Regions from separate parts of the Homo sapiens genome. Here region 1 is linked to region 2. The links are chromatin loops, found by intact Hi-C in ENCODE. Cell type or tissue: CD4-positive, alpha-beta T cell. All regions are shown on one strand. Each heading gives the region's core, and the rest is flanking DNA. Links, peaks and the distances in the headings are about the cores only. Region 1 overlaps WWP2 (WW domain containing E3 ubiquitin protein ligase 2). Region 2 has its middle 9.9 kb from the start of TERF2.

Region 1 (5,376 bases), core at 130-5,129, 530 kb before region 2:
TGCTGCTGGCCTGGTTGTTAAAGTACAGAAACATGACACATTGGTAGATAACAGAGCCATTGTACTGAGCTCTCGCCCCTCCCAGGAGTCCTCCGTCGCCTCATGACCCAGTAACTAAAGGCTTAATGTCCAGCCCAGTGGGGCACCCCAGGCCCCTGTTCCAGGCCCAATGGACTGGCCACATGGATTCACGTATTTTGTTTTTTTGTTTGTTTTGTTTTTGAGATGGAGTTTCGCTCTTGTTGCCCAGGATGGAGTGCAATGGCACGATCTCGGCTCACTGCAACCTCCTGCCTCCCAGGTTCAAGCGATTCTCCCGCCTCAGCCTCCCCAGGAGCTGGGATTACAGGCATGCACCACCACGCCCAGCTAATTGTGTATTTTTAATAGAGACGGGGTTTCTCCATGTTGGTCAGGCTGGTCTCGAACCCCCGACCTCAGGTGATCCACCTGCCTCAGCCTCCCAAAGTGCTGGGATTATAGGCGTGAGCCACCGCGCCTGGCGGGTTCACGTATTTTGAATGCCACACTGTGCCCATTCCTGAAGATGCATGAGAGCTTTGGGAGGGAATGTGAGCAGGGGGCAGGCAGCTTTCTGGCCATTGATGCTGTAGCCTGGGGAAGCGGGGTACAGGGCAGCCTTCCGGGGCACTCAAGCTCACCTGGCGATGCCCCCATAGTCCAGGCCCTCCTCGCCACGCATGATGATGTAGAGCCGGCGGCGCAGGTCATAGGGTTTCATGTTCATGATCTGGGAAGACAGAGCATCGGGCCAGCCTGCCACTCTCCCTTCCACAGCAGGCAGGGGCGGGAGGGACAGGGGACTCTAAGGCCCAATATCCAGCAGACACAGTCACCAAGACTCACGCCCTGGAAAGTCTGCAGTGTGGGTTTAACAGGCCACGCGATAGGAGATGGGGTGCTGGGAGGAGGGCGTCGGCCTGCCACTGGTTTCGGGCACCATGATCTAACCTGTTGGAAGGAATCTTCGAAAAGCGTCTGCCTGGAAACGCTGATCTTCACGTGGCTAGGTAGGGCATTTGACTGAAAAAAAAAAAAGAAAAGAACTTTAAATCGAGCCTCAAGTGGTCATCTGTTCTCCTGTCTGTATGAACAGGCATTCCCCAGCCTGCTGGGCCAGGAGGCAATAGCATGTGCCCTAGGAATGAAAACTAGCTTCCTAGAGACAGCCAGCTCCGGGTTAGACAAGTGTCTTGCGCCCGCCTAAGACACAAACATTCCGATACCTGCTGCTGTGCCGGGAACTCACACTGAAATAACTCAATAACCCCAACTGCCACGGGAGCCCCAGTACCAGAACTCACATGGCAGAGGAAACGGAACTGGTGATACTTCCACCGAAAACTGCGGTCATAAGCACCAGGGGAACCTTGCTTCGTCCTAGGAAGAGCAAAGATGTTCAGGGGTTCATGCGATTTCTCAGAAAATGAACAATTTGTCTTTGTCAGCCCTAAGGAAAGCTGGTGCTATGTTAATTTAAAGATTAGTAATGTAAGGTGAGGAAGTGACTGTCATTAAGATCCTTGAAGAATAAAAAAGAAAATCTAGAAATAAAGCCAGACTTCTTGCTTTTAGAGAAATAACTCTAGTGTCATTCGGAATAAACAGGATAGTCCCTTCCTCCCCATCCCATCTTATTTATTTGTTTGTTCGTTTTCTAGAGACGGGGTCTTGCTCTGTCACCCAGGCTGCAGTGCAGTGGTGTGATCATGGCTCACTGCGGCCTCGAATTCCTGGTCTTAAGCGATCCTCCCGCTTTAGCTTTCCAAGTAGCTAGGACTACAGGAGTGTGCTACCACACCGAGCTAATTTTAAATGTATTATTATTTTTTAGAAACAGGGACTCACTCTGTCACCTGAGCTGGAGTGCAGTGGTGCCATCATAGCTCACTGCAGCCTCAAACTCCTGAGCTCAAGGGATCCTCCCACCTCAGCCTCCTATGTAGCTGGGACTACAGGCATGCACCACCACATCCAGCTAATTTTTAATTTTTTTTTGTAGAGATGGGGTCTTGCCATTTTTCTCAGCCTGGTTAATCTTTTTTATTGTTGTGGAGACACGGTCTCGCTATGTTGTCCAGGCTGGTCTCAAACTCCTGGGCTCAAGCTATCCTCCCATCCCCTTTAATATGACATCAACATTGGCCACTAGAGGGCAGTAAGGGCAGTAGAACGCACCACAGGGGCCACCCAAAGTGGGCCTCCCAGAGCCAGAACAAGGACAGCCTGGGCCTCGGCTCCTGACACTGCTGCTACCTGCACAAAGTCCTTACCCCGACTCAAACCCCGGGCGAGGATCCTTAAAGGTGGTGGTGCGGGTATTGTGGTCCACAAAGTATCGCACCCCCTCGCTGGTGTATTTCATCTCCCATCCTGGGGGCAGAGCTGGTTCCTGGATCATCCTGGAAACACGGGAAGAAAAGGGTGAAGGGCTGGCCCCACCTTCTGGACCTTGGTGGTTGGAGGCTGGGTCCTCAAAGTGTGGCTTTGTCTCTGCAGAGCCCATGAGGGACTTTGAGGACATGCACCCAAGAAGCATGACCCAAGTCGTGAGAACAGTTCTGCAGCACGGAGAGGTCACTTATTATCTCATGGCCAAAAACCCAGCCCTGCATGGATGGCATTGGACTGAGCAGCCACCAGCAATCCTGAGGCACCCTGTGCCCCAGCACAGCTTCACTTGGGGGTGTTGGGAGACCAGGATGCCCTCAACCTTTTTGCAATCCAATTATCAGCAGCCAGCACAATCAGTATGGAGACCAGCAACACCCGCCAGCCGGGCCGCCCTCCATCCACCAGGAAGGTCTATTTAAGAAACCCCTTTTAAGCTCTCATCAGGCCAACAGTGTATCTGTACGGTGAGAGTCTCAAGACACTTGTGTGTGGCTAAAGGTCCCTGACATCAGCCCTCTGGGACGATGCAGTCCAAAGCCACCTGCCCAGTGCTGGAGCTGCACAGAGACCCAGCCCAGCCCGGCCCCCCTCTCAGCCCAAGTCCTTACCCCTGGGTCCGGGGATCCTCCCACTGGGTCGTGCGAGTGTTATGGTTCACGTAATACACCCGTCCATTGTCCTGTCTCTTCTCTGCCACATGAGAAGAAAGAAAGAACATCAGATTCAAACACGGAGAGCCGGTGTCCTTTCCCTGAGGTTCCCACCTCCTGGGTGCTGGGTCTGAGTTTATCTCCCTGTTGTCAGCCTGTTAGAGAAGAACCAGCCAAAGCCAAGCTCACTCACACTTGTCACTGGGAAAGGGACAAAGAGGGTCCTTCCTTGTTGGTGGTGGGGGGCGGGGGTGACATACTTCCAACTCGAGATGAAGCACTTCTTTGGTTGATTGGTCGGAGGGAGGGGGTGGTGTGGCCACCCAGAGGGAGCAGCACAGCTCAAACCAGAGGCATAATTGCTCCCAGCTGTGTGCAGCATGGAAGCCGGGCAGTCCCTAACCCGCCAGGCCCCCCACCCAAGTCCCTCACAGCTGATCCCTGGTCCTGGGACCCTCTGCACTGCATGCAGCTAACCTGGGCGCCTCTGTCCTACAGGGCGTGGTCCTTATGGAGTGGCTGCATTTCCCTCGCACCTCTCTGATCAGTGCTCTGCACCCTGCGCCCCTGTACCCTCCAAGTTCTCCCTCTTCTCCCACTTACAGGCTAAGTCTTGTTCTAAAACTCTCATACCCTGGCACGCCTCTTTCTTGCTTATAAGCAAATAAATGATATCTGGGGCTGAGGACACTTACACTGCCCAGCCTCTTCTTAGACTTGTATCTTTTTTTTCTTTTTTATATAAAGACAGGGTCTCGCTATGTTGTCCTGGCTGGTCTCGAACTCCTGGCCTCAAGTGATCCTCCCGCCTCAGCCTCCCAAAGTACTGGGATTACAGGCAATAAGCCACCGTGCCTGGCCTGCCTATCCTGTTCTTAGGCCTAAGTATGTGCTTTGAGACAGGGGAATGTTCATGGAGTGGGGCTGGGGAACAAATACACTTTTCCTCTGCTCTGAACAATCTCTGTTCTCTTGCCCTTTACTGATATACTGATAAGGGCTCTGGGGTCCCCAAGGGAGGAGTCTGTGCTCCAGGGGCAGACCCAACCCTAGCTGGTGATTCTGGACCTTGAGAGGGATTGAAAGGGATAACCTCTCAGCTCCAGGTAGACAGGAGAAAAAAAAAACAAAAAACTAGGGGGTAAAGCTCTTGGCTCAAAAGAGGTCACCTTTCCCAGGAAGTTCCTGAGCCTTCAAATCTGCTTCTCTCCTGAAAACAAATGATGCTAATGGCTCTCCTTTTACAAGACAGGGCAGCATTAAAGAAACAAAAATAATCAGTTCCAGAAGCTACAGGGAACCAGAAAGCTGAAAAAGGAGCAGAACAGGGAAGTGCAACAACCCCCTCCTGACTCCAAGACTCGAGCTGCAGTGCTCCCAACACCAGACCAAGGCCTCAGTCTCCCTCCCACTCTCTGCCTTACCTGGTATCTATGACTCGACTGAAATTTTACAAACAGACATTATTTGTCAATCATACCTCAGTAAAGCTGGAAAAACAAATAAATAAAATAAAAATAAAGACAGGCTGGGCACGGTGGATCACGCCTGTAATCCCAGCACTTTGGGAGGCTGAGGCAGGAGGATCGCTCGAGCCCAGGAGTTCGAGACCAGCCTGGGCAACACAGCGAGACTTCATCTCTATTTTGTAAATAAAAAATAAATAAAAGAAAGCCAAAGGAAAGAAAGAACAGGAGGTGCCCAGAGCTGTTACAGAGCTACCACCACCTCAGAACACACAGAAGGAAGGCTTCCCAAGAGGTTTCCAGGGGAGGGGCTGCTCCCAGCCCCGAAGCTACTGCTTTGAACTAGATCCTCCACGTCTGCCCTGTTAAGGGCCAAAGCCAAGGCTAACCACAGGGCCAGGGGGATCTGTCCAGCGGGCTTGAGGCCTGTGTCGTCATTTCTGGCACTGCTGCTGTGTGGAGGCCTCCCAAGGCCGGCTGGCTGCCTCGCGGCATTCAGTTTCAGTTGGGGGCTGGGAAAGACCCCAGGAACACCTGGCTCGACCTCATTTTAGGACAAAGGGACTCAGACATATTCAGCCACAGGCCCAGGGTCAGGGCTGCCGAGGGCAGATGTGGATCTGAACCCGAGGTGTCCTGAGTCCCACAGCAGTGTGTGGGGAAGATGCGGGGTCTCTCCTGGGGCAGCAGAGAGGGACACCAGCAGGCTGGGTTAGCAAGCTGCCGATCACTCTCACTTGGTCTGGCTGTTCTTCCTGTTCATTCTCGGTGAGCCCTGGGGAGCCGGCCCCAGCCACAGCCCTGGGGCAGCCAACACAGATCCCCAAGGATCTGAGATTCAGAAG
Region 2 (5,376 bases), core at 142-5,141:
GAGCTCATGAGTAGTGCTGTTGAATGCGTTCATGCCAGATTCCAGAGTCCCTGCTCTCTCCCTAAAACCATGCTGCCCCCAATGGAAAGAACCAGAACTTACCCACCCATAGCAAAGACAGAAGGACACGGCCCTGGTTGTATTCCCACAACTCCACTTGCATCTGTGGCACAGAACACAGTGAGAAAGTGAAAAAACTCAACAGGGAAGGCTTCCAGAAGCAGGTGAGTTGTCAGTCGCTTTTAGAAGAGAAGCGAAGTGTTAGGCTGTGAGAAAGCAGATGATTTCAGATGGAAGAATTCACACGCCCTCATGCCAAGACTCAGAAGCTGAGAGGGGCAGCCACTAGAGCAAATCAAAGCAATGCCCTTGACTGAGGATAAAGGAAGTGAGTCAGTGTTTGGGAGAAAACAATAAATAAACTGGTGGGGAACCGGGGTGTGCGGCAGAATAAGATCATGTGAAACCCTTCCTGTGATTATAGTTTTATGAAAATATTAAACTATCTATTGAAATTCATTTTGGAACAGAATGAAAATCTTGGAGACTGGATCCTGGAAACTTTTTAACAAATGCCCCCACATGATTGATTGCCTGTCTTGGCTGTCTTGATTTGCCTGTTCTGAGGTCTAGCCTCCATCTCATCTCTCCTTCCCTGGAACCTTGCCCCAGCTTTTGGGACTTGGGGGCTGGGGCCTGTTTGCATCATTCTTTCCTGAAGACATTCTAATATGATCAAAAGATAACTATGGGCTGGGTGGGATGGCTCACACCTGTAGTCCCAGCTACTTGGGAGGCTGAGGTGGGAGGATATCTTCAGCCTGGGAAGTCCAAGTCTGCAGTGAGCCATGACCGAGCCACTGCACTCCAGCCTGGGCAGCAGAGCAAGCTCTTGTCTCAAAGAAGATAACCAGCCAGGCGCGGGGGCTCACACCTGTAATCCCAACACTTTGGGAGGTTGAGTCGGGCGGATCATGAGGTCAGGAGATCAAGACCATCCTGGCTAACACGGTGAAACCCCATCTCTACTAAAAATACAAAAAATTAGCCAGGCATGGTGGCAGACGCCTGTAGTCCCAGCTACTCAGGAGGCTGAGGCAGGAGAATGACGTGAACCTGGGAGGCAGAGCTTGCATTGAGCCGAGATCACGCCTGCACTCCAGCCTGGGTGACAGAGCGAGACTCCGTCTCAAAAAAAAAAAAAAAAGACAACTATGTCAGGGGAAGAATACATTTCTTATAAAAATATAGGAAATGAATCTTTTGGTGCTGGGAGATTCTGAATAATTTGAGAAGGGGTGTCTACACCCCAGAAATGTGGCTGTATGTATGATTCTTATATTGCTTAAGCTTTATTAAACAATATTATTAACTCATATTTTAACAAGTCTTTCCAGTTGCCAGGTCCCATGCTAAGCAATTTGATAATGTATTATATCATTTAACCCTCACAGCAATTAACAGTCTTAGAGGTCTTTGGTATCCCCATCTTACAGATGAGGAATCCCAAAGTACTGGGATTACATGCATGAGCCACCACGCCCGGCCGATATATATATATTATAAAAGTAATAGATTAGTGCATTCTCAGAAGAGCCCTCTCGCTAGAATAGCCAGAGCTCTCTGACCTTCTCAAGGCTCCTCCTAGTGAGAAAGACTGAGCAGCAAGAACAGAGACTTGTTGTGGTTAAATGTTAACTTGTGTTTATTTCTCTACAACTGCCTGTTGTTTAATTTGGCCAACCCAGTGCAGATTCTTTCGTAAGCCTGTATGTAATTTCTGAACACCAGACCTACGACCTTTACACACATGCTAAACATTTATAGAGTGGGAGCGTTCTTTTTCTCCATCAGTGAGTTAAGTAAATACCAACATCCTCCCCCCTGAAAAAAAGTATTCTTTGATCTACACTAAAGATAAACTGGCAGTAATTCACTGACCAGCTGAGGGTTTTAAAGCAGATTCTTTGATAAGCCAGTTAATTTCAGAGGGCACTGGGGCTTGTTTCTTCCTGATACTGGGTTTTAAGTCATAAAGGCTTAGCATTACAGAAATGGAAAGAGAACTTTTAACATGATCTCATCAAACCCCCTCAATTTAATGGATGAGAAAACTGTGAGCTCCAGAGAGAGAAAAGGCAGTTTAACTCGCAGATGTGTTAACAAAGAGCCATACAGAAATGTTTTGTTACACAACAATTCCTGCGGCATTTTAAGCCTTCTGTGGTTATTGCGTTTTGTTTCCTTTATGATCTGGTGATGCAAGGACAGTATTTGGGCCTGGAAATGGAAACCTGGGGACGCTAATCCTCAGCTTTGTGCTGACGTCAGAGATATTTGAGAATCGTTGCTGCCCCCTGCTGGAAGTTTAAGATTTCATGGTCTCTCAAGATTATATGGAATTTTTGTAATGGTTTAAAAAATTGGAAAAGTAAGCTTTCCTTTGGTCAAAATTTTTAGGCCAGGTGTAGTGGCTCATGCCTGTAATCCCAACAGTTTGGGAGGCTGAGGTGGGAGGATCCATTGAGGCCAGGAGTTTGAGACCAGTCAGGGCAATATAGCAAGACCCCCTCTCTACAAAAAATACATAAAAATAAAATAAAATAAAATTTTGAACCAGCATGAAAGAGTATAAAGAGAAAAGAAAAATCTTCCCTTCCTAGTTCCATTTTCTAGTTCTATTGCTAGCAATTTTTTAACATTCTTTCACAATTTTTTCTATGAATGTATCTATATATATATATATCCATATGTATATAATTTTTATCCACAAGTAGGATAATACTGATACCCTGTTTTGAAACTTGCTTTTCTTTCTTTTTTCTTTTTTTTTGAGACAAAGTCTCGCTCTGTCGCCCAGGCTGGAGTGCAGTGGTGCAATCTCTGCTCACTGCAACCTTCTCCTGGGTTCAAGTGATTCTCCTGCCTCAGCCTCCTGAGTAGCTGGAATTACAGGCGTGTGCCACCACACCTAGCTAATTTCTGTAATTTTAGTAGAGACAAGGTTTCACCATGTTAGCCAGGCTGGTCTCGAACTCCTGGCCTCAAGTGATCTGCCTGCCTCGACCTCCCAAAGTGGTGGGATTGCAGGCACGAGCCACTGCACCTAGCCGAAACTTGCTTTTCTCTTTTTTATTTTCTTCATTTGGAAGAGGTAATACATTCAAAAGATTCCTAAGTTTAAAAAATTGTCTTTTACATCTTTTCAAAGCTGTATGTAGTGACAAACCTCATTCCTTCTGATGGAGGCATAATATTCCATTGCTTGAATGTATCATAAATTATTTATTCAGTCCTCTTTTGATGGATTAAAAAGTACATCTCGGTAAGAATAGGGACTTTATTATAGGTACTTTGTTTTTGCTGTTCCTGATAGTGGGAATATGTCAACAGAATGTGTCTAATGAATGAATAGACATTTGCCAACTCTCTAATATTTGTCCATTTCAAAAATGCTGCATTGTTGGGATCTCAAATCTAAGCAAAAGAAAAAAATTGCTGCCCTGAATATCTTTGTGCCTACATTGTTGGCATAGGATGGAGCTGGGAGAAACCATAGGTTCAAAATACATGTGAATTTTAAGTTTTGATAGATACTGCCAAATTGTTACTTTTGATGAGGAATATAATAATTTGATCATTTCCCTACTTGACAGGGCATCAAAACCAGAATCTCCCAGAGAGTTTAATTTAAAATAGCTCCTTTCTGCGCACCCCCTCCATGCTAATTCAGCAGGTAGGGGAGGAATCAGAATAGATTCCTAGTTCAGCAGTTAGGAGAAGAATCAGAAATATACAAAATTCCCATTGCTGGGGAATCTGTATATATAACGATGCTCCCTCAGGACTGGGAAGGGCCACATAATCTATCCATTTCTTGCCATGTAGTAGCAGATGGGAATGTGCTCATATAGCCTAATCTTAATAGGGTTACTCACATGTTACGCACTCCATGTTTACTGACTGCCTGCTGAGTGCAAGACCCTATGCTCCCTCTTCCAGAGGCAAGACAGAACTGGGGGTGTGGTGTGGATTTCTCCACTCCCACGGGTGGCAATGCTGGGGTGAGTGGGTGCGTTAGTTGCTGTACCTGCTGGCCCCTGGCTGGGGGTTGGGAAGAAAGCAGTGTGTGGGTGAAACTCAGGAATCCTGCAGCACTCCAGTGCCCAGAATTTTTAAAAGGCCCAGCCCTGCTCTCAGCAACATGTATCTATCTCTAGTAAAAACAAAGCTGGCGCTTCTGCTAGATCTTCTTGGGTGACTTCTACCAGGGTTTCCCCGAAAGCTGGTATGTGGGACAGGGCACAGACATCTCCCTCTGGGCCCTACTAAACCAGTTAAAATAAGCAGATAAAACCCACATGCGAAATGCGCCATGGACAGTCAACAGATGACACTCATAAAAAGAGATGACAGATTTCACCATCATTCACGACCCACCCAAATGTCACGTCCTCTGGGCTCTTTCCAAGGCAGCTCCTGTCCCAAGTGGGTGTTGTTTCCATGCAGTGCATGGCACTGGAAATATAACAACAAAAGAAAAAAAGATACTACCTCTGCTCCCAGAGGCTATGTAAAATGTCTCCTATCTGCTTTACTGCATGATCCCATCTGATGCTCCCAACCAACAGTGCAGGAAATTCAGAGAAGTTAAATAACCAGATAAAAGCCACACAATTTGTTTAGTACAGTGGTCTTCACATTTTTTTGCTTGCATATTCCATCAAATAATTTTGAAAAACTGTATGTCCCTAGAAACAAGTCTACACATACATGGTTACTTAATTTATAACAAAGGTAGCCCTACAGAGAGTAGAGAAAAGAGATATTTTTAATAAATGGTGCTAGGATAGCTGGATACCTATATGGAAAAAAATGAAATTGGACCCTGCTTCATATCATTTGCAAGCATCAAATTCAGGTGGATAAAAGACTAATACGTGAAAGGCAAAAATCTACAACTTTTTAGAAGATAACATAAGCTAATATCTTCATGACTTCTGAATAAGGAAGGATTTATTAAACAAGCAACTAACAGCACTCACAATGAAAGAAAATGATAGATTCAGCCAGGTGCAGTGGCTCACGCCCATAATCCTAGCACTTCAGGAGGCTGAGGCAGGAGGATCCCTTGAGCCCGGGAGGTTGAGGCTGCAACAACCCAAATGTCTATCGATAAGAGAATGGGTAAATCAATTGTGGCTTTTTTTTTTTTTGAGATGGAGTTTCGCTCTTGTTGCCCAAGATGGTGTGCAATGGCACGATCTTGGCTCACTGCAACCTCCACCTCCCAGGTTCAAGCAACTCTCCTGCCTCAGCCTCCCGAGTAGCTTGCATTACAGGTGCACGCCACCATGCCCAGCTAATTTTTTTGTA

Evidence for each region. Hi-C counts contacts between places; a loop is a spot of excess contacts. Peaks named below come from ENCODE experiments on the same cell type or tissue, not always from the same donor. Only the 100,000 strongest peaks of a DNase experiment are listed, where the experiment ranks them.
Region 1: a loop joins it to region 2, with 12 times the contacts of the local background. A loop is called at or near these places in 4 of 110 quality-filtered maps.

Annotation. Positions count from the first base shown.
Region 1 is chr16:69,927,177-69,932,552 of GRCh38, reverse strand. It overlaps WWP2 (WW domain containing E3 ubiquitin protein ligase 2), which reads right to left. Exons shown (of 24, transcript NM_001270454.2): 12 at 3,024-3,105; 13 at 2,295-2,423; 14 at 1,326-1,401; 15 at 973-1,044; 16 at 663-751. Among named protein-coding and RNA genes, the nearest start is that of MIR140, 3.2 kb to the left of the region's middle. RefSeq lists a silencer at 2,093-2,250. In CD4-positive, alpha-beta T cell, for the core only: CTCF peaks have their summits at 1,944 and 2,148 (motif pointing right); a DNase peak (open chromatin) is centred at 2,192.
Region 2 is chr16:69,393,193-69,398,568 of GRCh38, reverse strand. No RefSeq gene overlaps it. Among named protein-coding and RNA genes, the nearest start is that of TERF2, 9.9 kb to the right of the region's middle. In CD4-positive, alpha-beta T cell, for the core only: CTCF peaks have their summits at 2,184 and 2,383 (motif pointing left); a DNase peak (open chromatin) is centred at 2,328; H3K27ac peaks cover 540 bases.